3 separate regions of the Homo sapiens genome follow, and all the other regions are linked to region 1. A link is a loop called in an ENCODE intact Hi-C map of the cell type or tissue named here. Cell type or tissue: IMR-90. All regions are shown on one strand. Region 1 overlaps STARD4-AS1 (STARD4 antisense RNA 1). Region 2 overlaps STARD4-AS1 (STARD4 antisense RNA 1). Region 3 overlaps NREP (neuronal regeneration related protein).

Evidence for each region. Peaks named below come from ENCODE experiments on the same cell type or tissue, not always from the same donor. Only the 100,000 strongest peaks of a DNase experiment are listed, where the experiment ranks them.
Region 2: it touches region 1 in a loop (3.0-fold over the local background); 4 of 110 quality-filtered maps call a loop at or near these places.
Region 3: a loop joins it to region 1, with 2.3 times the contacts of the local background. A loop is called at or near these places in 4 of 110 quality-filtered maps.

What each region holds. Positions count from the first base shown.
Region 1 is chr5:111,638,369-111,646,368 of GRCh38, reverse strand. The region is part of intron 1 of STARD4-AS1 (STARD4 antisense RNA 1); the gene reads right to left. Among named protein-coding and RNA genes, the nearest start is that of NREP, 110 kb to the left of the region's middle. In IMR-90, no CTCF peak of the experiment used is centred here; DNase peaks (open chromatin) are centred at 4,338 and 4,638; H3K27me3 peaks cover 2,056 bases.
Region 2 is chr5:111,553,734-111,561,733 of GRCh38, reverse strand. The region is part of intron 1 of STARD4-AS1 (STARD4 antisense RNA 1); the gene reads right to left. Among named protein-coding and RNA genes, the nearest start is that of STARD4, 45 kb to the right of the region's middle. In IMR-90, no CTCF peak of the experiment used is centred here; no DNase peak of the experiment used is centred here.
Region 3 is chr5:111,732,501-111,740,500 of GRCh38, reverse strand. It overlaps NREP (neuronal regeneration related protein), which reads left to right. Exons shown (of 4, transcript NM_004772.4): 3 at 4,994-5,071. It overlaps STARD4-AS1 (STARD4 antisense RNA 1), which reads right to left. Exons shown (of 7, transcript NR_040093.1): 6 at 5,655-8,000; 7 at 775-2,197. Among named protein-coding and RNA genes, the nearest start is that of NREP, 21 kb to the left of the region's middle. In IMR-90, no CTCF peak of the experiment used is centred here; DNase peaks (open chromatin) are centred at 2,580, 4,410 and 6,300; H3K27ac peaks cover 3,027 bases.

The sequences.
Region 1 (8,000 bases):
CATTGTATCTCTAGTTCCTGGTTTAATGCCTGATTAAGACGGGCATCATCAGATGTTAATTTAATACATGAATATTGTGCTTTTCCATAAACAGTTTGAAGAGCCTTGCTTGTCTCCCTTTTATGCATCTCTATGACATTTTACCAAGTAGAAGGCTAGGAGAATACCCTTCACAGATCCTCACAGCTGAGAACATCCCTGTTCCCTAGTTTCTCTTTGCAAGGACCACTGGTGGCTCCCAGAACCCCTAAGTGTTCCAAATACAGCCCTACAGCACCTTCAAGGGGAAGAAAAAGGATGGTCAAGTGTTGTTTTTGGCCAGCCACATTGAAGAGGTTTAAGAAGTGTGATACATCAAGCCTCTCGAATTGTGCCTGCACTTGTTATCAGAATAGGACAAAGCCCAAGAAACCAGAAGATGTATCAAAGGTACTTCAGATCCTGAGGTAGAAATGGGGGCTGTGCCTCCTAGTATATTGCTAATAATACTGCTGGTCTAATTCCCCAGTCATTCTCTTTATAATCCTAGGGGTAAAATGCTGTTGGGTTGGGCTACAGGAAGGCTGAGGTCTGAGGAAAAGTGCTTCTCACGCATTCTCCTTATCTGCTCTCCATTCAACCATCTGAGGGGACTTTGCAATCTTAGAGAAAAAGGAATTTTTTTAATCCTTTCATGATTTCATTTCTGTCCTTGCCAGAGGGATAACTGAGAATTTTGTCAAGGCCACAGCTGCACGGGGTTGTCTCAGGTCAGTCAGAAAGACTGATCCACCCCTTAGAGTGAGACTAAATAAAACTGTAAAGTTAATAGGGTTGCGTGTTTCACAAAGATCCCTGAGAAGACTTAGGTCACCCAGGGCTACCTGACCACAGTGAGCTCCACGTGTGGACTTGACCTGGGATTCCCTTACAGCCAGGGCAAAGAACAAAATACCCCAAGAGAGGTGTTCTTTCTGTGATCTACAAGTGGGTGTCTGCGTTTCTGCTCTTAGTTTCCATTTAAAATTTCATTATTTGGCTTTTATGGGATGATAGATGTGATTCCGATTCTTGCTTCAACTATTTCTGGAGTAATAGGTGATTAAATTGCACACTTTTTTCTTCTAAGCCCTAAGAGGTGTTTGAAACTAACGTTGTGAGGAGAGAACGAACTACCAGTACCCTCTCAGCCAGCTGGAATCCTCCACATGGCTTCTTGGCTGGGACCTTCATTCAACTAGACCCTCAATACTCTCTCTCCCCAGGCTTTTCTTCACTGAGTCCTACCTTTGTGTATGTGTTTCCTGTGCCCCTTCAGCACTCATGGACTCATTTTTATCATAGTATTGTGCATAATTTCATTTCCTACATAGGTTATTCTAAATATATGCCTTCTCTTAAGTCATCTAGAACTTAATAGAGTTTTTCTTCAACCGAGCAGCAGTTCTGGAGTCATCTATTTTGTTATGACAATGTCTGGGTCTCCCCTATACCTCAAATTACCCTCTCTTTGCATATGCACTTGCCTTTTGTTTGTAGAGGTGTCAGGACGTGGTGATATGTGCATAATGCTCACACTATCATGGCATGTAACTTCCTGAGGATCAGCAGATGGGTGGTCTGAGAAGAGTAGAAAAGCTAACTTCCTGACTTAATTCTCTTATGTCCTCCACTTTCTATAATCAGTTTTTGCAACTGCTACATTATCAATACATGAATTTAATAATATAACCTGCTAACCTGCATTTACTTATAGAAATAATAAACTTAGAGAAGATAAATATAGGTTTCTGAAAGGCTAGGTGTTATTTCACAGGCTCCTTTCAATTTCTTTCTACCCTTAGAATCTACTGCAATATTCTGCACAGAGACTGCTAGCTAACTTCCATTATCTATGCTTTGCTTCTTGGCCATAGGAGACCACATCTTTAGCTGGGTGTGTAACTACCTAGCAAAAGGCACAATTTTTCAGCCTTTCTTGCAGCCCTCTTAGCTGTCATTAAGTTTCAGCCAATGAGATGTAGATATAATGGTTAAATGGAGTTCCAGGGAAAAATCCCTTAATGGAGAGTCTCCTTCATTTGTTCCCCAGTCTATAAATGTGATTTGGAGGCTTTGGGGGGCTTTTAGGGACAGAAGCCACAGTTAGGGATGATAAAACAGAGACATGGAAGGATCTTGGGTTCCTGACAACTCAGTGGAGCCACCTTATCAGTTCTGGACTGCCTACTTTTGTATTCTGTTTGTGTGAGAGAGAAATAAGAGACATCAATCTTGTTTAAGTCACTGTTGTTCTGAATTTGTCTGTTACATGCAGTTGATACTAATCCTAACTTACACAATCTACCATCTGCTTGATACCATTGATATAGAGATTAGTGGATGTGTATAAGTATTTTCAATCTATGGCTTTAGAGATAAAATGGTAAGTGTAATGACTGATTACAAGAGCTAAAGTAATTGCCAAAATTCAGGGGAATAATAAAGCTTAGAACTGTCAACTTTATATTCTGTCTTGCCCTTTCTGTCAAGTGTAGGATTATTAAAGTCATTACCTCAGAAAAAATGTCCACTGCTATCCAGTCTGTAGCCTCACATCCCTCATTTCCAACCTTGCACCCTTCTTAGTACACACAAAATGAAATTGTTTGCCAACTGTACTCAGTAAAGATTAGAGCACTTTTGCAAACAAAGTTTGGTTCCTGGACTTGAACTAAAGAAATGAACTATGGTTTACGTGAACAATTACTGGGGTGCAGAAAGGATGTTTGTTCAAATAAGAAATGAAGTTAGGAAAGAACAAGCCCAGAGTGTTGTTTATTATCATCATGTAATGAGAACGCTTCATTGTTTTCCAATTAGATACAAAAAATGTTAAACTTTGTTTTTAGCCATAGTTGTTTGAATAATGGATACTAAACTTACCAGAATGTCAGAGAGGAAAAGAGAAGAAAACAGAGGCTGTTTTACTTATTTGAAAAGAGGTAAATAAAACAAGAGGCATACTGTTCTCTGAGTATGACCTGCTACTTAGAGAGTCATGTTGTTCTCTATGTATGACCTGCTATCCAATCCACTTCTCCTTTTTTATTTACACAGACTTGGAATTAGAAACATTACACAGATCAGTGTATCTACTTAAAATAAAAAGTATAGAAAGAAGATATTGTGTAAGGAATGTCTGACTCCTTCTTAGTAATATTGACAGCATGGAAACATGTTAATTCTCTTGAGTCCAGTTGTCCCCAAATGGTGTTTTTCTCATTTCAAGCATATGATGGTGCCATATGATTGGCAAATACTCTCTGCTAAAACTGAAAATCTATAAAGAACTAAGTAAGCACGGAAAGAGCTTGGAATATCCTATTTCTGGAGTGAAATGCATCTGTGAATTATAATAGCTGCTAGTTTCATGATCCTTCACTCCTAATCCAGTTCCCAATATTGTTGAAAGAATTGTCACAACACATCACCTTTCTATCTCAGACCACTGAATTTTTCATATCATTATCAAGTTATACTCATTCAACTCTTCTTTCCCACTTTGGAGAGATGGGGTACGATTAGAATGAAAACCAAAGTACAGCCAACTACTGGTTATGTGAGAAGACTTAACCATGAGTAAGAAGTAGTAAGACTTTTCCACCCAAGTTTTGGTCTTTTTAGTCCAGCCGATGTTAACAATTATCATTACTTGGCCAGTGCCCAATCATGACTCCAAATTAGATACCTGCACCTTACCTGGTCGTGGCCACACAAGTTATTCCACACCAACATATGTAACAGGAGCAATAATTACCCTAGGTAACACACAGTGCTACTCAGCACTCAGTAGGCACTCTTCCAAGCTATATATGAGTATTAGCTCACTTAGTCTTTACAACAACTCTGAGATTCTGTTATAATCCTGTTTCAGAGACATGCCAACTGAAGCAAGAGATTAAATAATTTGCTCAAGCTCACCCAGCTACTAAATGATACACCATGGGTAGAGTGTCTTCAAGTTTCTAACCACTGCACACACTGCTTCTCTAGTACAGTAAATATAATAAGAAAAGCAAATTAGGAAACATTCAAGTAAAACTCAATCTCATCCTGCTTGGAGCCTATCTCTTTTCAATCTGCAGGAGTATTAGTAATTGACTAACTGTTGTCCCAGGTAATGATTCTACAAGGAATACTAACGACATCCCTGGGTATATATTCTACCCAGAAACTTTGCTTAGTGAAAGTAAATGTGAGTCATGCATTTAGAATTATGTCATTCTCAGACTAGTATCTTTCTAAGTCTCTGCTCCACCCCAAGTTCAGGCTTTTGAAGGCATGTTAGTGTTTATCATTCTCTGGAAATACTCCCATCCTCTCCAAATATTGCTGTGTGGACATGCCAAATGGATTCATCTGCTCTTTATATGCATTCCCTAGACACTGTACACTAATAACTCAAGGAAATGGTCTGTCATCTTTCTCAAAGCAAAAAAAAGCCTTTGCCTCTGGTTTTTCAATCCCTTGTCCTTTCTTATTTCACTATTTTTATAAATTATTAACATTTGACTTCTTTCTTAGGTAGGAGAAATAAACGAAATTAGGCTTGTTTGTTTTTATATGGGAATAGTAGTTATTTAAGCCTAATAAATCACCAGCCTGATGAATCAGGACCTGGGAACCAGCCTGACTTGAGAGTCATGCATTAAACATAGCCTCCGGGGAACCTATCTATGAAGAAGCTGTATCTGATTCTCTCTTTTGCTTCATAGATTGTTAGACTCAGGGATCTTTTTTTTTTTTTGAGATGGAGTCTTGCTCTGTCGCCAGGCTGGAGTGCAGTGGTGCAATCTTGGTTCACTGCAACCTCTGCCTCCCAGGTTCAAGTGATTCTCCTGCCTCAGCCTCCTGAGTAGCTGGGACTACAGGCACCCGCCACCATGCCTAAGTAATTTTTGTATTTTTAGTAGAGACAAGGTTTCACCATGTTGGCCAGGATTGTGGTCTCGATCTCCTGACCTCGTGATCCACCTGCCTCAGCCTCCCAAAATGCTGGGATTACAGGCATGAGCCACCGCGCCCGGCCGGATTGTCTATAACATAGAATCTATGTTAATATTTTTATTTCCAAATGGGGATAGTAAAGCCCAGGCAGTCTGAGTGACTTGTCTAAGGTCATATAAGTTTTGGCAAAGCCAGGACTGGACCTATGTCCCAGAGCCTTCTTCTGGTAATCTTGCCATTTCAACACATTTTCTCTCTGGGTGGGTGTATTAGTTTGTTCTCATGCTGCTATAAGGACATACCCACGACTGGATAATTTATAAAGGAAAGTGGTTTAATTGGCTCACAGTTCTGCATGGCTAGGGAAGCCTCAGGAAACTTAACAATCATAGTGGAAGGAGAAGCATGCATGTCCTTCTTCACATGGAGCAGGAAGGAGAAGTGCCAAGCAAGGGGGAAAAGCCCCTTGTAAAACCATCAGATCTCATGGGAACTCACTATCATGACAGCAGCATGGGGAACCACCTGCATGATTAAATTACTTCCCACCAAGTCCCTCCCATAACACATGAGGATTATGGGAACTACAGTTCAAGATGATATTTGGGTGGAGACACAGCCAAAAAATATTACTGTCCCCCCGACCCCTCCCAAATCTCATGTCCTCACTTTTCAAAACACAATCATGCCTTTCTAACAGTCCCCCAAAATCTTTGCTAATTCCAGCATTAACCCAAAAGTTCAAGTCCATAGTTTCATCTGAGACAAGGCAAGTCCCTTCTGCCTAGGAGCCTATAAAATCAAAAGCAAGTTAGTTACTTGCCAGATACAATAGAGGTATAGGCATTGGGTAAATACACCCGTTCCAAATGGGAGAAATTGGCCAAAACAAAGGGGCTACAGTCCCCATGCAAGTCTGAAATCCAATAGGGCAGTCATTAAACCCTAAAGTTCCAAAATGATCTCCTTTGACTTTATGTCCCACATCTAGGTCACACTAATGCAAGAGGTGGGCTCCTACAGCCTTGGGAAGCTCCATCTCTGTGGCTTTGCAGGATATAGTGCCCTTCTGGCTGCTTTCACAGGATAGTGTTGAGTGTCTGTGGCTTTTCCAGGAGCATGGTGTGAGCTGTCAGTGGATCTACCATTCTGGGGTCTAGAGGACGGTGGCCCTTTTCTCACTGCTCCACTAGGCAGTAGCCCAGTGGGGACTCTGTGTGAGAGCTCTGACTCCACATTTCCCTTCCACACTACCCTAGCAGAGAGGTTCTCCATAAGGGCTCCACCCCTGCAGCAACCTTCTGCCTGGATATCCAGGCATTTCCACACATCCTCTGAAATCTAGGCAGAGGTTCCCAAACCAGAATTCTTGACTTCTGTGTACCCACAGGCTCAACACCACGTGGAAGCTGCCAAGGTTTGGGGCTTGCACCCTTGAAGCCATGGCCCAGGCTCTACCTTTGCCCCTTTTACCCATGGCTGGAGCTGAAGTGGCTGGGACACAGGGCACCATGTTCTGAGGCTGCACAGAGAAGGGGGGCCCTGGACCTGGCCCAGGAAACCATTTTTTCCTCCTAGGCCTGTGATCCTGTGATGGGGGTCCACCGTGAAGGTCTCTGACATACCTTGGAGACATTATCCCCATTGTCTTGGTGATTAACATTAGATTCCTAGTTACTTATGCAAATTTCTGCAGCCGGCTTGAATTCTCCCCAGAAAATGGTTTTTTCTTTTCTATTGCATCATCAGGCTGTAATTTTTCCAAACTTTTATGCTCTGCTTCCCCCTGAATGCTTTGGTGCTTAGAAATTTCTCCTGCCAGATACCCTAAATCATCTCTTTTGAGTTCAAAAGTTCCACAGATCTCTAAAGCAGGGGCAAAATACTGCCAGTCTCTTTGCATAGCAAGAGTAACCTTTACGCCAGTTCCCAAGAAGTTCCTCATCTCCATCTGAGTCCACCTCAGCCTGGACTTTATTGTCCATATCACTATCAGCATTTGGGTCAAAGCCATTCAACAAGTCTCTAGGAAGTTCTAAACTTTTCCCACATCTTCCTGTCTTTTTATGAGCCCTCCAAGCTGTTCCAACCTCTACCTGACACTCAGTTCCAAAGTTGCTTCCAAATTTTCAGGTATCTTTTTAGCAGCACCCCACTCACTGTGGTATGAATTTACTGTATTATTTCATACTCATGCTGCTATAGGGACATATCTGAGACTGGGTAATTTAGAAGGGAAAGAGGTTTAATTGACTCACAGTTCTGCATGGCTAGGGAGGCCTCAGGAAACTTACCATCATGGCAGAAGGGGAAGCAAACACCTCCTTCTTCACATGGTGGCAGGAAGGAGAAGTGCCGAGTAAAGTGAGAAAAACCCCTTATAAAACTATCAGATCTCATGAAACCTAACTCACTATCAAGAGAACTGCATGGGGGACTGCCCTGATGATTCAATTACCTCCCACTGGGTCCCTCCCATGGCATGTGGAGATTATGGGAAACTACAATTCAAGAACAGATTTGGGTTGGGACACAGCCAAACCATATCATTGAGTGAGGGACACAGAGAAGGCCTCTTTTAAAATGTGCAAGAGATGAAGGATAAGAACTTATCATGTTATATGGCTCAGGATCTCATGTTCAACTTTTAGGAGTTAAGACAGGCATTTACTATCATTCTCCCAGGAGCTGCTTTAGGTTCTAAACTTGTAGGTTTTCTAGAATCCCCAGGAGGCAGGGTGAGTGAGGAGCACTGGGAGAAATACACAGCATGTTACTGTGCATCATGGCTTCACTATAGAGACACAGTCATAAAATATGTTGTCTTTTCTCTACAAGTCTCAATTATCTTACCTTTTTGTAGCAGCATTAATTCTAGCTCAACTCTGGTTCTTTTTAAAGCACTCTAGCTTCTGACCCTTAGAATTCCCCCAAGTCTTTGTCTGTCCTACTTCTTACCCTTGCATATTTTAACCCCTGGGGCCCACCTCCATCCCTTGCCTTGTGAGTCCTCTCATCCCAGATTCTGCATT
Region 2 (8,000 bases), 85 kb after region 1:
CCCCTCTAACCTGTTTTGTTTTGTTTTTGTTTTTTCAAATCTAATGACCCTGTGAAGGACAGATCAAGTCCTACCTCTTCTTGAAGCCATCTATAACCATACCAGACAACCGTGTTTTGTTTTGTCTTTGAATTCTTACATTGCTCATTGTCCATCCCACTCTTCTGGCATTGCTTGATTATATAAAGCAAATGCCTAGGCTCATGAAAATTTACCTGAGGATACAGATTAGCAGAAAACTTCATCTAGTATTGTTCTCTATCAGAATGTAATTCCTTAGTCATTTACATTTAATATTTTAATAATATATTAGTTCTAGAATTAAAAATTACTTCATTTTAAGAGGATACTGGGACGATGCAGAGGGGGAAGCACAAGGATTCTATCTTCCCTTGTAGACAACAATTGAACTGGCAGACTCTGTCTGATGTAACTGTTTTGGAACTCTGGAGTCTATCGAAGACTTGAAATTTCCAGGGGAGGGCATGGATGAAAAACTGTAGTCAATTGCAGCTTTTAGCACATTGGCAGCTGTCCATCCCCCACCTCTTAGCCTCATGGCAAGAAGTTGTTTTGTGTTCCTGGAGCAGCATGTAAAGAGTTACCAGGAGCCAGGGTGGGCGTAAAAGGACCCTGTCCTACAAATATCAAGGATATTTCATCACTTATTGCTGCTTCTGATCACAGAGTGGTGAACAAAGAGGTGGAATTTAAAGGGCTGATGCCCTTCCCCCTCTTTATTTTTCTCTTTTTTTCCTTTTGGGAGCCAGACGTTAAAGAATAGGGCATCCAAAAATAACTGCATATATGGGAAAAATTAGCAAGTGACTTCACATGCCCAGAGAAAGGCTCAGAAAAGACATGAGAAGACCTTAAATTTACATCTCAGGCTGATCCTCAGCCCAGAGACAGCCTACAATTTTTAAAAAGCAGTAACAATAACTCAAACCTGGGAAAGAGAAAAACTGATTCTCAGAATTACCAGAATATTAGATTCAAATGTCCAGCTTTTAACAACAAAAAAAACTATAAAACACACAAAGAAACAGGAAACTATTGACCATTCAAAGAGCAACAAATAAGCAACAGAAGCTGCTCCTGAAAGAGAACTACTAGATAAAGACTTTAAAACAATTGTCTTGAAGATGAGCAAGGAACCAAAGGGAGATGTGGAGAAAGTCAAGAAATGAAGTATAAACAAAAGGGAAATATTAATAAACATATACAAAACCTAGAAAGAAACCAAAAAGAAAATTTGAAGCTGAGAAGTACACTAACTAAAATGCAAAATTTGGCAGAGGGATTCAAAGGCAGATTTGATCAGACAGAAGAAAGAAGCAGTAAACTTGAAGAGGACAATGGAAATTATCAAGCCTGAGGAACAGAAAGAAAAAAGATTGAAGAAAAGTGAAGAATCCTCAGGGATCTGTGGGACGCCATCAAACAGACCAACATATACATTGTGTGAGTTCCAGAGGGAGGAAAGAGAGAGAGAAGGGGGCAGAAAGAATATTTGAGGAAGCAATGGCTAATAACTTCCTGAATATGTTGATGTTAATATAAACATCCAAGAAGCTCAATGATGAACTCAAAGAAACTCACACCAAGACACACTATAAACAAACTTACAAAGGACAATGAGAGAGTTTTGAAAGTGACAGAGAAAGGTGGCTAGTCACAAAAAGGGGATCATGAATAAGATTTTCAGAAAATTTCTCATCAGAAACTCTGGAGGCTAGAAGATAGTGGGTCATATAGTCAAAGTGCTAAAAGAAAAAAAAAATCTCTCTGCTAAGAATCCTATTTCTGGCAAAACTGTTGTCCAAAAATGAGGGAAAAATTAAGACATTCCTAGACAAACTAAAGCTGAGAGAATTTATTACCACTAGACCTTCTCTGTAAAAAAAGAAAATGATCAAGGGAGTCCTGCAGGATAAAATAAAAGAACAATGGATGGTAATTCAAAGTCATGTGAAGAAATAAATATCTCAATGAAAGTAAATATGTGAGCAATTAGAAAAGCTAGTATTGTAACAACAGTTTGTAGTTCCACTTTTTTTTACACCATGATTAAAGAGACAAAGCCATTAAAATCAGTTTAAAAATGAGTATTATGGTAACTTCAGTTTCTAATTCCACATTTTGTTTTCTACACAATTTCAGAGACTAATACATTTTTAAAAAACTATTAGTTTATGTTTTGGGGCACACAGTGTATAAAGATGTAATTCTGTGACATCAGCAACTTAAAGAGGTGAGGACAGAGTTGTAAACAAGCAGAGTTTTTATACGTAACTGAAGTTAAAATGGTATAAATTCAAATTAAAGCATATTCACTTTAAGATGTTAAATGTAATCTCCATGGTATGGGAATTTAGACATGAGAAAAATTTAAACACTTCACTATAATATAATAATAAATAGTGAAATATAGAATAATAAAAATAAAATATAAAATAAAAAATAGTGAAATAATAGAAGTCTCTTCTTATCAGTAATCACTCTAAATGTAAATGTACTAAACTTTCCAATAAAAAGACAGCAGTATGGATGAAAACATGTGATCCAACTAAGTGCTGTCTATAAGAAACTCACTTTAGATCCAAAGATACAAATAAAGTGAAAGGATGGAAAATGATATTCTATGGAAATAGTAACAAAAAGAGAGCAGAAGTGGCTACACTAATATCAGACAAAATACACTTTCAATCAAAAAAGATTACAAAACACTGAGAAGGAAATTATATATTCACAAAAATATTAATGCAGTGAGAAGATATAATAATAAAAATTATTTATGCACCTAATAACTACCAAAGTATAGGAAGCAAAAACTGACATAATTGAAGGCAGAAACAGACTGTTCTACAATAATAACTGGAGACTTTATTATGCCACTCTAAATAATGACTAGAACAACCAGATAGAAGACGAGTAAGGAAACAGCAGACTTAACATAATAATAGATATATACAGAATATTTTACCCAACAAAAACAGCACACGTTTCTCCAATGCACATGGGACATTTTAGAGGATACACTGTATGTTTTACCACAGATTAAGTTTCATTAGGCTTTAAAAGGCAAGTATCATACAAAGCATCTTCTCTAACCACAATAGGTTAAAGTTAGAAATCAATAACACCAGTACAATTTTTTTAAGTTACAAATTTGTGGAAATTAAATGATGCAGTGTTGAAAAGCTAATGATCAAAGAAGAAAACAAATGGGAAATTGTGAAATTCTTAGAGAAAACTAAAAATAAAAACAGAACATACCAAAACTTACAGAATATAGTGCACAGTGAAGGTCATGCTAAAGGGGAAATTTATAGCTACAAATGTTTACATTAAAAGAACAAGAAAGATCTTAAATCAATAACCTAACCTTACAATAAGTAATAAACTAAAGAAGAATAAACTAAACCCAAAGCCAGCAGAAGGAAGAAAATAATTAAAAATTAAATCAGAGATAAGAGAATAGAAAAGCAACAGAAAAAATCAATGAAACCAAAAGTTGATTATTTGAACAGATCAATGAAATTGACAAACTTTAAGCTAGATTGACTAAGAGAGAAAGAGATGACTCAGTTTACTAAAAGCAGAAATAACATTGGGGACATTATTCCTGATTCTACAAAAGTAAAAAAGCTTAAAAGGAAGTACTATGAACAACTTTACACCGACAAATTAGATAACCTAGATGAAATGAACAAATTTCTAGGAACATAAAACCTACCAAGACCAAGTCATGAAGAAACAGAAAATCTAAATAGACCTATAGCTATTAAGGAGATTGAGTCAGTAACCAAAAATCTCCTGACAAACAAAATCACCAGATATTATGACTTCATGGGTGAATTCTACCAAACATTTAAATAACAGATACCACTACTTCTCTAATTTTTCCAAAAAATTGAAGAAGAGAGAACACTTCCTAGTTTGTTCTATGAATTCAGCATTACCCTGATAATGAAGACAAAGACACTAAGAGAAAAGAAAACTGAAGATCAATATTTCTTATGAACAAAAGGGATAAAGTTCTCCAACGCAAAAATTCTCAACATAATACTAGCAAACCACAATTAGCAGTATATTTAAAGAATTATACACCATGACCAAGCGGGATTTATTTCTAAAATGCAGGGATAGTTCAACATAGAAAAAAATGTTCAACATAATACATCATATTAACAGAATAAAATAAAAAATGAATGATCATTTCAATTGGTGCAGAAAAAAGCAGTCGAGGAAATTCAACATATTTTCATGGCAGAAATATGCAACAAACTGAAAATAGAATAAGACTACCTCAACATAATAAAATTCAGTAAAGAAAAACCCACAGCAAACATCATACTCAATGGTGAAAGACTGAAAGCTTTTCCTCTAAGATCAGGAACAAAATAAGGATGTTCAGTTTCACCATTTCTGTTTGATATAGCACTGGAAAACCCAGCAAAAGCAATTAGGCCAGAAAAAAAATAAAAATTATCCAAATGGGAAGGGAAGAAGTAAAATTTATCTCTGTTCACAGTGGATATCATGTTACTATATGTAGATAATGCTAAGGGTTCCACAAACAATTGTTAGAGCTAATACATGAGTTCAGCAAAGGAGCAGGATACAAATCAACACACAAAAATTAATTGGATTTTTTATACACTAACAATGAACTGAAAAAGAAACCATGAAAACAATCTCATTTACAACAAGACTAAAAAGAGTAAAATACTTACGAATTAACCAAAGAGCTGAAAGACTTAAACAATAAAATTACAAAATGTTGCTATAAGAAATTAAAGAAGACATAAATAAATGTAAACACATTCCATGTCCACTGATTGGAAGACTTAATATTGTTGAGATTTTTATACCACACAAAGTGATCTTCAGTGCAATCCCTATTAAATCCCAATAATACTTTTTGCAGAAATAGAATAATCTATCTTAAAATTCATATGGAGTATCAAGGGACCTTGAATAGCTATAACAGTCTCTAAAAAGAAGAACAAAGCTGGATGACTCACCCTTCCTAATTTTAAAACTTACTGCAAAGATAGAGTAATAAAAACAGTGCGGAACTGGCATAAAGAAAAACATATAGACCAATAAAATAGAATAGAAGGTCCAGAAAAACCCTCACATATACGGTCAAATGATTTTTGAAAGGGTGCCAAGGCCATTCAATGCAGAAAGGACAGTCTTTCGACAAAGGGAGCTGGGAAATTGGATATCCACATGCAAGAGAAAAGCTGGACCCTTACCTGACACTAGCTACAAATTTAACTCAAAGTAGAAAGGTGGTTACCAGAGGCTGAAAGCGAGGGGAGGAAATAGAAAACGGGGAGATGTTGATCAAAGGGTACAAAGTTTCAGTTAGACTGGAGGAATAAGTTTTAATGATTCATAATTGTACTGCCTGTTAATAATAATGTGTTATATATTCCAAAGTTGCCAAAATAATATAATTTTAATGTCCTCACCCCAAAGATAAGTTCATAAGGTGATAAATATGTCAGTTAGCTCCAGTGAATCTTTCTACAATGTATACGTAAATCAAAACATCACATTCTACCTAATTAATATACACAATAATTTGTCACTTAAAAATAAATTAATTTTTTTAGAAAGTTAAAAAGAATCCTCAAAATATGTCAAAGACCTAAATATAAGACCTAAACTATAACACACTTAGAAGAAAACATAGGGGGATAATGGCATGGCATTGGATTTGGCAATGATTTCTTAGATATTTTAGGTTGGTGCAAAAGTAATTGCGGTTTTTGCCATTAAAAGTAATGACAAAAACCTCAATTACTTTTTCACCAACCTAATAATACCAGAGACACAAACACAAAAGAGAAAATTAGACTTCATAAAAATTCTTTAAAAATGTGCATCAAAAGGTATCAGTAGAGTAAAAAGGTAACACACAGAATGGAGAAAAAAATCTGCAAATCATACATCCAGTATGGGATTAACAAATATATTGAGAACTCCTACAGCTCCAACAATATAAACAACCCCATTCAAAAATGGGCAAAGGATTTGAATAGACATTTCTCCAAAGAGGATATACAAACTACTAATGGGTACATGAAAAGATGCTCGACATCACCAATCATTAAGGAAATGCAATTCAAAATTACCATGAGATACCACCACACACCCTTTAGGGTGGCGACTACCAAAAACAAACTAACTTCAGAAAATAAGAAGTGTTTGGCAAAGATGTACAGAAATCGGAAGCTTTGTGCCCTGTTGATGGGAATGTAAAATATGCCAGCCATGATAGAAAACAGTGTAGTGGCTCGAAAATTAAAAATAGAATTACCATCTGATCCAGCAATTCTACTTCTGGGTATATACTCAAAAGAACTGAAAGCAGCTGCAGCAATTAAAAAGAATAAGTTCATGTCCTTTGCAGGGACATGGATGAAGCTGGAAACCATCATTCTCAGCAAACTAACACAGGAACAGAAAACCAAACACCGCATGTTCTCACTCATAAGCGGAAGTTGAACAATGAGAACACATGGACACAGAGAGGGGAACATCACACACTGAGGCCTGTTGGGGGGTATAGGGCAAGGAGAGAGAGAGCATTAGGACAAATACCTAATGCATGCAGGGCTTACAACCTAGTTGACGGGTTGATAGGCGCAGCAAACCACCATGGCACATGTAAACCTATGTAACGAACCTAGACGTCCTGCACATGTATCCCATAACTTTAAAAAAAAAAAAAAAAAGGAAAAGAAAAGAAAAAAAGAGGAAGAATTGAAAGCAGTATCTTGAAGAGACATTTTTTTACCTATGTTCCTAGCAATCTTATTCACAATAGTTAAAATGTGGAAGCAATCCAAGTGTCCATCAATGGTATGAATGGATAACCAAACAGTGGTATATACATACAATGAAATATTATTCAGCCTTAAAAAGCAAAGAAATTCTTACACATGCTACAACACAGATGAAACTTGAGGACACTATGCTAAGTGAAATAAGCCAGTCGCAAAAGACAAATACTGTATGATTCCACTTATATGAGCAACTTAGAACAGTCAAAATCATAGAGACAAAGTAGAAAAGTGGTTGTTAGGGAATGGGAATGTATCAATCCATTCTAACACTGCTATAAAGAACTACTTGAGACTGGTTAATTTACAAGGAAAAGAGGTTTAATTAACTCGCAGTTCTGCAGTTACAGAAGGCATGGCTGGGAAGGCCTCAGGAAACTTACGATCATGGTAGAAAGTGAAGGGCAAGCAAGGCATGTCTTCACATGACCAGCAGGAGAAAGAGCAAAGGCGGAAGTGCTACACACTTTTAACAACCAGATCTCGTAAGAACTCACTCACTATCACAAGAACAGCAAGAAGGAAATCCACCTTCGTGATCCGATCGCCTCCCACCAGGTCCCTCCCCCAGTACTGGGGATTACAATTCAACATGAGATTTGAGTGGGTACACACAGCCAAACCATATCAGGGAGAGAGGAGTATGGAGAGTTATTGCTAAATAAACACAGAGTTTCAGTTTTACATGATCAAAAGACTTATGGAGATAGATCATGGTGGTGGTTGCTCAACACAATGAATGCATTTAACACCATTGAACTGTACAGTGAGATTTCAAACTTTCTTCAGCTATGAGAAGATCTGGCAGCACTGGGCCCTCCTGATAGCAAATGAAAAAACACTCCCTTTAGATGGGGTCAGCACTCTCTGGACTGATGTAATGCTTATGTCATTTGTGTTTCCACAGCAGTGGAAAATCAGTGCCCATTGTCTTCCATCCTCTTTCATTCAGCTCACTTCATTCATTTTCCTTCTCTGTCTTCTCCCCGTAACCACTTGAATTTGCAAGGTTCCTCTGCACTAAATTGTTTTTAACCACTGTTTAATCTTGTTTTGCTTTATTCAAATTTAATCACATCTTAAAACATCCTCTTGTCTTCATTTTATTTATTTTTTATTTTTCTCTTATCTTAACTT
Region 3 (8,000 bases), 94 kb before region 1:
TCCAAAGAGTAAAACAAGCCTCAAAAGAAAGGAAAGAAGGAAGGGAGGGACAAAACCCTGAGTATTTTATTTCCAATTTGTATGCTGTGATAGAATATTGAAACTTACCCAACTATCAATACATTCAAGAGAATCAGTACGAAATAGCACATTTTCACTATAAGTAATATTTAAATATATAGTGGGTTTAAGTATATTAATTATACCCAAAAGCATAAAATTGGTATTTCCTAAGAATTGATCAAGGATATCTAAATACAAGTCATGATTAGTATATTTTAAACCAGTGTGGTTCTTTATGACGTTCTGTTGTTTTTCAACCTAATTGTCAGTGAGATAAATATAGCATCATAGAAAAAGATGCATTAACCAATATATTCAGTGACAAGTATAAACACTCAAACTTCCCCAGAATTCAAACAAAACTGTTGCATATTCTCCAAATTAAAGTAACAAAATTTTCCTTCCCTCTACTTTTTTTTTTTTAACTAGCATTTTTGTTTTCTCAATTGTTGAAGGTACGATTTGCTTTTCTGATTTTCTAATAGACTTCTGGAAGAATAGTATTCTAGAGGGTTTTGAGGATTTTATTTGGGCAAAAACAATTGTTTATTGTATACATGGAAAAAGCAGTTTTAAAAGAAGACATACTTTTTGTGAAGATTAATGCAAACTTTGGTTTGTTTAATGAAACAACAGTTTTGAGGTATTCCCATACCCAGAACGCTTAAATTTTCTAGATGCAAACCACCGAAACAACAATAGAGAATTCAATGAAGTGTCAAAAAGAAAGTTAATTTAATTGGCCTTCATGAAAAACACAAACTTGAATTCAGACAATGAATGAATGGAATGCAGTATCAGCCACGTGTCCATGTTTGGAGTGTCAGTTGATGAGCACCAAGAAGAATGGGCAGCTTTACAGTTCAGCAAGCACAGATGGACTCTAGATAGATGGATCAGCTTACCAGTTTTCTGACCCTCATATTATCAGCACTCAAAAGCTTCAGTGATAGGGTCATTGTCAGTTCCTAATATTCTGAACTAGTTAGAAAACTGAGGGCACAGAAACTCATGGGTTCATGTGGGTCTTGTTACTGCTGTGGCCCCTAGGAGCTGCAGGGAGACCTGGCTACAGGGCCACTTGCCTGCATGGAGCTTATTCTGCACTTATCCCTCACCCTTCTATCATCTTCCTTGGCTGATTCTGACAGCCATCAAATGCCCTCCCAGATGTGCTCACTGCCACCCCCATTTCCTTTGTTGACAGCACTACTGGATATTATGCTAAATGTTGGTTTTGTTTGTTGTTTAGTCTGTTGATAGATGTTCCAGCAGCTATTACATTTGACTTAACCTATATATTTCTTTTTTGTTGTTGCCCTTAAAAAGCACACTGTGTTTAGTTTGCGAGGGCTGCCATAACAAAGTGCCACAGACTGGGCAGCTTACACAACAGAAATTTATTTTCTAACAATCTGGACGCTGGAAGTCTGAGATCAAGATGTTGGCAGGGTTGGTTTCTTCTGAGGCCTCCCTTCTGGGCTTGTAGATGGCTGTCTTCTCCCTGTGTCTTCATATGGTCTTTCCTCTGTGTATCTGTGTCCTAATCTCTTCTTAGAAGGACATGGGTCACTTGAGATTAGGGCCCACCCTGATGATGTCCTTATTTTAACTTAATTGCCTCTGCAAAGATCCTGTTTCCAAATACAATCACATTCTGAGGTATTGGTGGTTAGGACTTCCCCATATGAATTTTGAGGTGATACAAGTCAGCCCATAACACATTTTTAAAAGTAAATTTTTGTGGATTGATCACCCCTGCTGTACCTGCCCCACCCCCAGACGTGAGCATCTAGAAGGCAGAAACTCTGTTTCTCTTGCAATTCCCACAACCTAACAGTGTCCAGCACTTTGCAGCTATTTCATGAACTCTTGCTGCATGAATGCAAAAAAGGTTGGTAAGAAACTTGAAGTTGAAAAGTGGCACTATTTCTGACTGCCAGAAGTAGCACCTGGCGAGTAGACTAGAACATGTTCCGATGAGAAGAAGAGGCAAAGAAAATACAGTACATTTAAACCGAGACAGCTTTTGACAGAAAGGCAAATGATTGTTGCTTGGGATCACCCATTCTCCACATCCAGCACTGGGAATGGAATGGAAGTTCAGGCCCTTGCGGAATACCAAAGGTCAGGTCTGAATCATTTGAGAGCAAAGGTAATTAATGATTGTCAATAGATCTTTTCTCTTAAGCTCTTCACTTTAGAGTCTCAAAATACTGCAGGTATAAGAAAGAACAATGCTGTAATGCAGATAGATCATATTTGTTTCCAGTAATTTACCACGGTTTCTTAAAACTAGCTGTGCTTAAAAAAATGAAAAGTTTAAATATCTCCTTTAGGTACTATGTCTAGGGATATGCTGAGTTCTTAGATACCAGCCAAGCAGGTTTTAAGAATGTAACTGAGACTCCTCTGTCCCTGCCATTTTTGGCTTAAGGTTCTGACTTTGAAGGAGATTGGAAAACTACCAGAAGGCCAAAGCAACGTTCATTTTTCTAAAAGTATACAATGATTACTTGATGATTCAAATACTAAAAAATGCCTAATGTGCTAAAAATGCCTAATAGTGAAAAAAAAAGCCTTGGTCAGTGTAACAAATATGAAGTAAGGGAGAAAGTTTCCTTAGTCATGTGTGTTTTGCTGTCAGATATTCATGTTCCCAAGTTCTTTGGCAAAAGTCATTGGCTTTTTTTTTGTTTTTGTTTTTGTTTTTTTTTTTTTTAGCAAATGGAGAGTTCTTAGAACAACAGATTGTTAGAATAGGTGTAATAATTTCTGAAAGGCAAGCTATTTTCCCCTACAAATTAGACTTTGGTGGTTTTAGTAATGATGCTTAGAAGTTAAATGTTAAAGCAGTGTCATTTCGTTAAAATGGAATATCCCAGAAAAGCACAAGAACGCAAGAATGACAATACTTACCTGACCTTGCTTTTCTTTGCTTCCTGTGCCTACAAAGTTTTTACATGTACTTTTATCAACGTTTTTGGTTTCCAACAGAACTTAATTTCTCACTAATATTTTAAGACTGTACTTGAAATATGATTTTTAAAGTGGTAATATAGAAATGTAATCACTTTATATCCATTTATATGAAGTGAATTTAACAGTAGATTCAAACTTGGGGTCCCCTAAAGTTGAGCCCAAACTGGGCTTTTGTGTGCTGTGACTTTGTTATAAGTCTGAAAAAAGCTTGTGTATTTGAGATTATTTTGTTTTCTTCACCCATTCCTGGATAAAGGAAATGTCAGAAGTGGCTGCTTGTCCCAAACAAGGCAGATGGTGGATTACTTTCTGAAGGAGCTGGGCACAGGAGAGGAATATGTGGAAAAGTAAGGTGGTTGGGGTGAGGGGAACCACATGGCTCAGAAAACAGACCCAGTCCAAAAAGAAAATAGTTCTAGCTCTTGCAGAATGAGCTCTCTTTAAGACCCAAACGTGGGTGGCGGCTGTGGACTGGTATAATTTTGAGGGAGTGGTGGTAGGCGATTTGCATTCTGGGATAATGCGAGGGCAGCAGGATAGTGGAAGGAACTGAAGTTTAGAATCTGGAAACCTAGTGTGAGTTTCAGTCCTACCCTACACTACCTGTGTGACTTGGGGCAAGTCGACCTTTTTGAGTTTCAATTTCTTCATTTGTTTAATGATAAGACCAATATTATTGGCTTATCATCAGGACAAATTAAGTAATGTATGCAAAATTGCTTTGTAAGCTAGGATGTGCTACAAATGTCACTGGTGTAGAGCAAAGATAGTTAGTTACTGTTCAATTATTCCGAAGAGTGAACACACTTAGCCATCTACATTTCCTACCCTAGATTCCCTGACAAAATGGATTGATCGGGGTATACCAAGCATTACAGTCAACTCAATGATTAGGTTACCTCAATTACGGCTTCCAAAACCAAAATGTAAACACACATCTAAGTCTGTTTGTTAATCTGTTAATGAGGTGTGACTCTTAATTGTTGTTTATTAAATGTGAGGCTTATTTATTGCAGAATTTGGAGAATCTGATCTGGAGGGAATCTTACCTAATTTCACTCTGCTTTCAATCAGAACTATATTAAATGTGAATTAGCCCTGACAGATGGTTGTTGGATTCTGTTTCTAAATTTTTTAAAGAAGATTTCACAGTTTTTCTCTAATTTCTTTTAGTAATTTGACAATTCTTATGCTGAGTTCTTCCTTAGAGCTGACCCAAATCTTAGTTGTAATTTTAAGGCCTTTCCCCTCTCCTGTCATTACTTGAAGATGGAGAACAGCTGGTCGGCAACCTTATGCTAATCATCCTTTGTATATTTAAAGAAGAGTTACTCAGTTCCACTCCCTCGCTCCACCCCCTCCCACCACCGAATTCATCAGCTAGTATTCTCTGAATCATTCATGGTGATGACACCTATCTCCCGCCCCTCCCTCAGACACTTGGCTGTTTCAGGCAGCTGGGCAGAATGTGTTGTCACTGGCCACATGGACTTGGAGAGAATCTGGGCTGCTGCTTTCTTTCCTCTTTTATTTTATTCATAATCTTTGGCCTTCTAATAAATGATCAGAATAACCCTTAACAGTGTTTGATGGAGTTTTGCAAGGATACTTATAGAATCCTTTGAAAGTTAGACCTCCCCGATGACTTAGTGCACTCAGCCAGACATACCATGAAGCTGCTACTTTGCCTGCTAAAAATAACATTGATTGATATCTCTGCTTTATTGGACTTAATCTTGGAAGACATCGAGCTGAAACTCTCCTGAGTGCAGTGCGTGTTCAGAAGCACACTAACAGTTTGAAAGAGTTAATGGTTTCCCCAGTGCTCTAAGTGGTAGTCGGGAATAAGTAACCATTGAGGAGAATTGAGCTCATTAAGGTTATCCCGTGTAGTTTCAGAGTGGATCCTGTTTTTAATCTGAATGTGTATGCTTTTGTGTCTCTATAGGTTTATTACCCAGAACTCTTTGTCTGGGTCAGTCAAGAACCATTTCCAAACAAGGACATGGAGGGAAGGCTTCCTAAGGTAAGATCCTTAGATGCCATATTGTTAACACTATTTTCAATATAGAAACAATTGTTTTAAAATATCAGAGCTTTTTCATTTGAATACCCATTATAGGCTGCTATAACAATCCATTAATCTGATACTATGATGACCTTGGAAATAATGTACTTTTAAAAAATATCCTAAAGTCCTATGACTTAAAGTTCACATTATCTTCCTTCATAAATGAAAAATTTTCATTTAAAACATGGAATCAGTTTATCAAAGTACAGTTTACAGGTTTTAAGTCTGTTCCATTTCTGGTTAGACAAACTCAAATACAATGATCAAACTAAAAGATTTCTTAAAAGTATGATGACTATTAATTGTCTGCTAATGAAGTCTGAAGGTCTGATAAGATTATCCATGAAGCAAAAGGGAGGAACAAAAAAACTGTTACATTTCTTTCTTCTAATTTTTGAGCCTAAAAACCATTTTTTATAAACGTGGTTTCATTGTTCTGACATCTTAGGTGTGGCAGTTCTCTGCCTCAAGAAAATTTGTAAAATTTATATTTTAGATTTTAGCATAATTTCTGAAACAAACAATAACAACTACTTACCAGTTTTTACTGTAGATACTGGACTTTGCCTCTTAGGGTGAATACTTGTTTGACTTCAAGCGGGGAGAGTATACTTTTTAACCAATGACTTGCTGATTTTGCAGTTAAGAAAGAAAAACAGAATCCACTGAAAATAAAATTTCTATTTGAAAGTTTCATAAGTGTAATTGACTAACGGTGAGTCCTCCCCCAGCTGTTACTGGTATTTCAATGTTTAAGAAATTATTTTATTTACACTAAATAGTATCAACAATTCCCTATCTTATACTGGCAGGCAGAAACTGAAGAGGTTGTATCAACTGGCAGTTTGCACTGAAAGAAAACAATCTTAAATCACTTTTAATCTTGCAGAGCATTTTTGAAGGTCAAGGTTGAAATCACTGGCAGGAAAGTAGGTGAACAAAATGGTTTGACCCTGCCTGAACTAGACTTGCACTGATTTGTAGAGCTGGAGTGGAAGAGAGCTAAAATAGTAGCGCTTTCCTTAAAAGACACCCACACCCCACCACCTCACCAGCAGCACACCAGCGGCACGAGCAGTATAACCACAGACATTCGTCACTGTGCCAGATCAGGGCATAATTCTCTTAAGGCAGCTGAGGCCTTCACATTAGTTCTTGCCTCATTCAGGCATCCAGAGGTCCTCTCTCTTTGATACTGGTGACATAAACCAGAGGGGCAAGACTAGGCATAGTTCCTTGATGAGTTCAGTGGTGCCTCACCGTACCCTTAGAAAGCCAGCCCTGCTGTGCTAGGTCTTGTCTCACACAAAGACATGCTCCCAGGGGTGGGCACCGTGGATCATGGTATTCAGGTCTTCTGCTATTTTAAGTTCTTTCTTCTCTAAATATGTGAATAATATTTTAAGCATAGTGTTATTTGTTCTTTTTCCAGAAGTTCCCTTCTGGAAAAGCATATCTTTGTATAATTGTAGGAAAAATAATCTTGACTTACTTGGTCCAAAGCACATTATTAACTGGGGATTAATTTCCTAGTAGTCATCTGTCGGGAGGGCTGATCCACCCCGAGGCACATTAACTGGCGTGACTTTCAGGACGGCGGGGCTGTGGGAGCCACTGGACACATCTGCCCCCCAACCCCTAGCCTCTTGAATTACTCAAGTCCCTCAGCTCTGTTGGCACAAATACGTGCTGGATGATAGAAGAACCGTTTTTCCCATGGATGAACTTTTTTTGGCTTGAATTCTTACAAGGCCTGACTTCTGGATCTGGAGAAAGAAGACTTCTTTGTGTCCCATCTTCAAAATGCCTCCTCCACTTGTTGCAGAAGCCTAAAATTCCTTTAGTTGGGGCAGAAAGCCTATTATTATTTAAAAAAAAAAAAAATAGTGGGAGGGTGTGTGGATTGAAATCAGTCAGGGGAAGAGGATTGAAATCTAGTAAATGCAGGACTCCATAGGGAGAACGCACAGAACTCTGTCTCCTCAGGAGCACCTCTCTCCACGGGCATGGTGGGCTCCAGGCCCTCAGGGTGCTTCAGTAGCACACCTCCCTGTGGGCCCTACTACCATTGCCTCATGAGGGTCCAGTCTGTATGCTTGTCTTCCACACAGCAAGTTAATGAAGGGTGAGATGGGCAGGGACTGTTACTGTTTCTGTTTCAATCTCTCTCTAAGCTTGAAATCGAATAGAGTACTCCAGCCATAGTAGGCACTCAGAAAATGAATAATTAATGAAGAAATGTATATTATCTGGGACCTTGAAACAGAAAAAATGGTAAAAATGGTAAATTCAAATCTGAAATAATCGTCACTTTCTTTTTTTCTGGAAGTGCCTCTTCCCAAATCCCTAGCTCTTCCTTTTGTTTTGTTGTGTATGTTTCATGGAGGTAGAAGATTAGTACTGAGACTGAGATTTAAATAGAGAGATACACTAACGTTCTGTATATTCACTTTTGAACAGAGTAAGTCTGAACTGGAGCAGTTTTAAGGCAAGCTGTGTAAAGACTATAATTGTTGAGTTAACATTTATCAACTTTTGGTTTTCCTTCTTTTCTTGCCTGTGACAATTAACAGCCATTGAACTCTTCATTTGTCCAAAACCTAAGTTTGTCCTATCCTGAACCATGGTAACTGGTTGACTGTGGGGTGAGGTGGGGTCGGGCTGGCAGCATTATTTTAAAGACACTGGGATTACAGTGGATTTCCTTTTTTTTTTTTTTTTTTTAAATTTTGGGACTGTGTACCAAGATTCCAAGATTGAAATTATTTTCACAACTGCAAGTAACTACCCAATATTATGCTTTTGGAAATTGAATCTAGACCCTTAAGGGTGTGTGAGTGGTGAATTATATTTTTATTTAATTTTCTGGTTTGGTCCCATTGGT